Linked DNA regions of Mus musculus: region 2 is linked to region 1. Evidence: chromatin contacts called from ENCODE POLR2A ChIA-PET data. All regions are on one chromosome and are shown on one strand. The core of a region is the stretch at or near the end of the contact, and the rest is flanking DNA. Distances in the headings are between cores, read along the strand shown. Region 1 holds the start of Ehd1 (EH-domain containing 1). Region 2 holds the start of Sf1 (splicing factor 1).

Region 1 (3,236 bases), core at 474-2,973:
CCATAGCATACTCACCCCCCCATAGCACACTCATCCCACCCCCCCATAGCACACTCACACCCCCATAGCACACTCACCAAATGGCACACTCACAATACCCCCCCCACCACACAAAAAAGGAGAAACTCCAGATCAAAGAAGAAGCCTGGCCCAGAGCCTGCAGGCAGGCTGGGATTTGCTTGTCTCTGGCAATGATCTCTGAACCTTCCCACCTTGCCTTCTCTGGATCCCACTTGACTGAGATCCCTCAATATACACACGGCTCTTTCTTCCTGTGAGATCCCACTGTTTTCTCCCCGCCTAACCCCACATAGGTGTCTAGCTCACAGGCTTCCAAATCAAAGTTTTCAAGTGGGATCCAAGGCTTTCAAGTTCCCATGATTTTCTGTTGGCTCTAGTGCTGTTGGGGATGGGCCCTACTGGCTTGTGCACGCTAAGCAAGTGCTTCTACCACTAAGCTATGAATTTAGCCTCATCGATAAATATTTTGTCTTTTTTTTTTTTTCTTTTAAGACAGCGTCTGTTGTCGAGGCTGGCCTCAAATCGATGGGTTCAAGTGATCCTCCAACCTTTCCAAACAGTTGAGACCACAACTGTGTGCTAAACAACTCCTCCGGTGCCTTTTAGACTTCTCCAATGGCCCTTAGATCCTCCTGCCACTTGGGTGACCTGATATTAGTTACCTAACAATCATAGTCCCCAAATCTCTGACATCACCCACTAGACACCAGCAGACACAGCCAAGGGGGCTTAGGTGTGGCCAGGTATGATGGTGGGGAACAGCTACCAACTGGAAACAGGTTGGGACTCAGAACGGAACAAGAGATGGTACTGGTGGTGTCCCTGACAGGAAAGCGGAAATTTTGGGGCTTTTAATTTCCCCTAAGTTCCCACAACATTTCATTGTTGCTCAACACTGCCCCTCTTCCTTACAAAGGGTATTTCCGATTTCACTTCCTCCAAACTCATCTAGCCAGAAAGCTGCAACTTTTTACCCCATTCCGCAGCTGGCACCGCCTTGGTGAAAACTCCCCGCTAGGTCACGTCAATTGTTTCCATTGCCGTGTCCCTCTCCCATCAGTCTGAGTGGAGTCCCAGCGCACTCTTCCTCCTTCCTTACCGATATTCCTCTTCCCGGTGTCCTGTACTCCCTCGGCTTTCCCTATTCCCGCTGTCCTGTCCCTCTCCAGAGTCGCTAAAAGACCAAAGGGTGAGGCTCCCGATGCTTTTGGGAGTTCCTAGCCAGCGGAAACACTGCAGTTGGGGAGCGCAGCTGAAGTACTTGGGGGTGTCCGGAAGCCCACACGTGCTAGATGGTGCTCAGACTTAGTACATCTCGACGCCAGACTCTGGCACCCGCGACCGCCACACTTCCACGAGCCATCCCTCGAGGGGCGGAGCAAAACAGGTGCGGTTGCCAAGGCACCGCAGCCACGAGCTCGCGATATTTGAAATCAGCTAATGGGAAGCAGAAGAGGACGTGGCACGCGAATGGGGCGGGGCCTGGAGGGCTCTTCCCCCGCCTCCTCTCGGGCCAGCCTCGAGGCGGCGGCCAGCGTGCGGGAACGCCGGGCTCCGGCTTATTATAAAGGGGCGGCTCGACGAGGTTCGCGCGACCCTCGGCAGAGGGCGCTGTCGTGGTCCTCACGCCGGCCCTCGAGCCTGCGCCTGCGCGGTGCGGGCAGCGCCCCGCCCCCTGCCCCTCTGCCCTCCGCCGGCCGGCCGGCCCCTCCTCGGCCGCGCGCCCCAGTCCCGCTCAGCCACCGCTCCGTCCTGTAGCAGCCAGCCCCGTCTCCGGCATCATGTTCAGCTGGGTGAGCAAGGATGCCCGCCGCAAGAAGGAGCCGGAGCTCTTCCAGACGGTGGCCGAGGGGCTGCGGCAGCTGTACGCGCAGAAGCTGCTGCCGCTGGAGGAGCACTATCGCTTCCACGAGTTCCACTCGCCCGCGCTGGAGGACGCTGACTTCGACAACAAGCCGATGGTGCTCCTGGTCGGCCAGTACAGCACCGGCAAGACCACCTTCATCCGCCACCTGATCGAGCAGGACTTCCCGGGGATGCGCATCGGGCCGGAGCCCACCACCGACTCCTTCATCGCGGTCATGCACGGCCCCACCGAGGGCGTGGTGCCCGGCAACGCGCTCGTCGTGGACCCGCGGCGCCCCTTCCGCAAGCTCAACGCCTTCGGCAACGCCTTCCTCAACAGGTACCCACCCCTTGCCCCCCAGCGCGAGGATACCAAAGGCCTCCGGAGCCATTGCCCCCAGCCGGCCTTTGTCTCCGAGAGCCCCCGCCAGACCCTAGGCGACCACTCCCAGGGACACCGGCTTTGCTGCGTCCCACTAACTACCCGAGAGAAGTTAGAGACTAGGCATCGTCCACTCTTCTGGCTTCTGTCATTCCCAGAACCTTCCAGGTTTTCAGTTTAACTCTCACATCCTCCTGCAGACCCCAGACCTACTTCCCACAGAGCGGGGGGCTGCTGTGAGAAGATGAACCATTGCTGTCCCCCCTTTCTTGTTCCTCATTCTGGAGGCACCCAGCTCATTCTCATGAATCCCCCTCCTCCTCTGGGGTCCGTTTTTAAAGTGTGTGTCCTGGGAAACCTCGAGACTTAGATGTTCCTTTTGCTAGTGTGTCACTCTCTGCGTCACATCTCCAGGGACCAGTGGTTTTGTGTAGGAAGGGCGCGGAGGCTATGCTTTGGTCTGCTGATTTGGGGGCAGCCCCCTTTGAAGGCAGGGGATGAAGGAGTCCCAACACCCCTCCTAAAAGCAGCACTTACGTGAATGCCAAACCAGCCAGGAGTACAGGAGACAACCCTGTCTCAAACACAACAAAACAAAAAAAGCTTAAGTCAGTGTTGCCTCAGGAGACTTCAGGGACTTCAGGGGGTGGTAACACTGTGGCTCCTGAAATGACCAGACCCATAGTCTAGGATAGATTGGATAGACTTCGTGTGTCTCCTGGAGTCTCAGCTTAACCAGTTCCCGGTGAGTTAGAGTCAGCCCCTCAGGATGCTATGAATGAATCACAGTGGCCTGCCTGAGGAGCTCTTAACACCCAGGATCTTTAAGGGCATTGGGGCATCCCAGACTCCTCCCACAGGAGGTATGACAGGACTCACAGACCCTGCCCTCTCTGCTCCCTCTTTCAAGGAGTGACTCTACATGCCTTTCGACTTCTGCATTCTGCCTAGGGGAACAGCCTTGGAAAGAATGTGAATCCTGCTTTCC
Region 2 (3,236 bases), core at 486-2,985, 87 kb after region 1:
TATCTACATGTATGTTTGTACATCAGCAGTAAGAGCAGTGCCTGAGGTGTCAGAACAGGGAGTCACGATCCTCTGGAACAGAAGTGAGATGGTTGTTAGTTGGTGTGGAAGAGTATCCAGCACTCTTTTTTTTTGTTTGTTTTGTTTTTCCAGACAGGGTTTCTCTGTGTAGCCCTGGCTATCCTGGAACTCACTCTGTAGACCAGGCTGGCCTCAAACTCAGAAATCCTCCTGCCTCTGCCTCCCGAGTGCTGGGATTAAAGGCGTGCGCCACCACCGCCCTGCTGTCCAGCACTCTTAACTGCCGAGCTGGCCCCTCCTCTGCTTAGGTTGATAGGTTTCTTGGGTATTACAGTTGGCTTTTCTACTTTCACATGTCTGCTGATGTAATCTGGGAGTTACATGTGCTAGGTTCTACCACTCAATTGTATTTTCTGCCCAGACATTTGCTCTTTCTCTGTTCTATGGCCATTTCCTCCCTACCTGTCATAGTCTGTTGACTTGTACCATCCACCATACTTGAGTTTCTTATCTTTGTAGTCTCTTTATTCCTAGATTACTCCAAACCTTCTGTTGTCTACATGTCTACTTTTCTACATCATTTTAAAAGATTACTTAGTCTTATGTATATGGGTGTTTTGTCTGCATATAAGTCTGTGCACCATATATATGCAGTGCCTGTGAGGCCAGAAGAGGGTTCTGATATCCTGGGACTGAAGTTACGGATGGTTGTGAGTCACCATTTAGGTTCTAGGAATCCAACCTGGGACTCTGGAAGAGTAGCCAGTGCCTGGTCTTATCTGCTATTTCTCTAGCCACTCTAATTACATATTAAACACTGTTTCCCCTACTGGGTCTAAATAACCTCTCTGTGAGAACCCTATCTATCCCCAGTTCTATTATGTTGTGCTAACCTGTTTCATTACTCTCATGTTTATTTCATGGGAAGGAATGTTTGGCCTCAGTCTCATTTACAAGTTCCCTACCATTTTTATGGGTAATTTTAAGGTACCCGAAACAAATTTCCAACGCATTGAGATTTCCCTGGAAGTGCACACTTTTAGACTAACTTTTGAAATGACTTTCTCTCCCCTCTCCAAGAAGGACTTGGAGCGCCTGACTTTTCCTTTACAAGAGTTAGTATGTGCCATTGAACCTGGATTTTTTGAGACAGATATACTGTACCCCAGGTTAGCCCCAAACTCATGTCAGCTCTCCTGTCTCAGCCTTTCAAGTTCTCGGGTGACAGGCTACTTGGCTACCTTGTACCGGAATGAAATAAAGTCTTTAAATACACCCACCAACTACCCTAGTTTTGAGCCATTTCGTAACACTATTTTTCAGAGAAAACAGGAAGTCTTTCTCTACTCTACCTGCAGCTTCGACGTATCCTGTTCGTCAGCTCGAGCCCGCCCCTTCGCCGCGGTCCCTAGTTACCTCTAGCACAATGACTAACGTCACTTAAGGCCTCCGTTCCGCCCCTCTGGGGAAGGGGGCGGGGACACGCGTGCCCTCCCTACGCATGCGCACCCCTGCTCTCCGCCTTGGTTCCGGCTTCTCCTCCCGGCTTTCTCCATTCTCGAGCGGCTGGCTCCTGGGGGAGGGGAATCGTTTCAGCCAATCGTGTGGCACTACGACGCCGAGGCGCTTACCTCCATCGGTTTCAGCCAATGAGCTAGCCGTTCTCTCACGTCACAGACTTTGCCCCCTCCTATTCCCCTGCCACTCTGGCCTCAGTCCGCGCAGTAACAAGGAGTGCGCGCTGCGACACCTCCCAGTTCCCCCGGCCCCGCCGCCATTTCGTCGCCGGGCCTAACGGTTCGGCCAATCCCGACCCATATTGAAAAGAGCCAGTGCTCCACCAATCGGAGGCCGCTGCCTCCGACCTCACCTCGGGCCGGCCCAATCCAGGCCGCGGCCCCTCCGCCCCGAGCCCGCCCCCGCGGCGTCCTTTCTCCTCCCTCTTTGTGCGTCTGGCGCCGCCGCCGCCCGCCGCGTGAGAGGACGGGCTCCCCGCGCTCTTCAGCCGCGTAGTCGGGTCCCCTCCCCCCCACCTCCAGCTCCCGGAAGGTTCGTGAAGGAGAAGTCGCCGCGGAGGACGAGGAACCGCTGCTGCCGGTCCCCTGGGGCGCCATGGCGACCGGAGCGAACGCCACGCCGCTGGGTAAGCTGGGCCTACCAGGCCTTTCCCCACTTCCTGGGCCCAGAGGCAGCTTCAAGCCCAGCCTATTGGCGCTCGGGACGCCGCTGCCGGGGGCCCTAACCACGGCCTTGTCCTTAGCGGCGGTGCCGTCACCGCCGCCGCCCCCGGCCTCGTACCCGCCATAGCAGCCGCCCCCGCGCCGCCGCCGCTCTTTTCAGCGAGGGTCGCCTCCGCGCCAGGACCAGCAGCCGGGCCAGCCCGGTGGCGGCGGAGGTGAGTCGGGCCGATAGAGCGCGAGAGTCGTCGGGCGAACCGAACCGGCCGACGGAGGGGCAACGCCACCGCGGTTGGACGCGGCGAGGACGCGCGCGCGCGCACGGGAGGCCCGGGCGGACGCGCCACGGGGAACGCGCGGCCTGGTTTGGGAGGCTTCGATTGCGCACGCGCACCGCGAGAACCAGAAGGGCGGGAGGAAGCGTTCTTCGCGCAGACGCAGTGAGGCGTTCAGGCTTTGTGGCGCAATTGTGGTAGTTTTGGAAGAAGCCACCTGTTGCCCCCTGAGCTCCTGCTATGGAGGACAGGAGAGTCAGGTCCACGGGACGACGTGGTGTGAGTGGCTCCCTTGATGGTTTTTAGCAGCCCCGTGGCAGGAGTGTCTCCTTTCACAGTGAGGCGAGTTCGGAAGGCTACTAGGGATGCTTGAGTTCGATCATTTATTAAAGGTTTTCTCCTTTTGTTTTCTAGAAGGTTCTCAGAGTGACCAGCTTTCCCCGTGCTGTTTTAAAAGGCTTTTTCTCTGGGCCTGTAATCTGAGAAGTAGAAAACCTTGTGTGGTAAATGTAGGGAAGAATGTAATAAATCAGAGTTCTGATGACAAGTGTCCACTGGTCAGGAAAACTGATCTTTCCACGAGTAAGAATGGTCATATTGAAGGATGGCATGTTTCCCACAGTAATGTGTAGCAAGAGATTTGTTGTGTACTCTTGTAGCTTGAGTTCCAATGCTTTGTGGGCCTCATTCCAGTTTCCTCTTTTCTGCCCTTTAAGGCATTCAGAATTGATAATATGTATCTGTACACTTCTGATTCTGGGTT

Evidence for each region. ChIA-PET counts read pairs that join two places held with the same protein, here RNA polymerase II (POLR2A).
Region 2: POLR2A ChIA-PET joins it to region 1 with 44 read pairs in embryonic stem cell. The contact joins the promoter of Sf1 here to the promoter of Ehd1 in region 1. POLR2A ChIA-PET finds 5 or more read pairs at or near these places in 4 of 5 experiments (Patski and embryonic stem cell).

The regions. Positions count from the first base shown.
Region 1 is chr19:6,275,173-6,278,408 of GRCm38, forward strand. Ehd1 (EH-domain containing 1) reads left to right here and starts at 1,724. Exons shown (of 5, transcript NM_010119.5): 1 at 1,724-2,206. The coding sequence starts at 1,803. Gm14963 (predicted gene 14963) reads right to left here and starts at 1,406. Exons shown (of 2, transcript NR_168273.1): 1 at 1,121-1,406.
Region 2 is chr19:6,361,955-6,365,190 of GRCm38, forward strand. Sf1 (splicing factor 1) reads left to right here and starts at 1,736. Exons shown (of 13, transcript NM_001110791.1): 1 at 1,736-2,164. The coding sequence starts at 2,134. Gm14966 (predicted gene 14966) reads right to left here and starts at 1,756. Exons shown (of 3, transcript NR_168058.1): 1 at 1,653-1,756.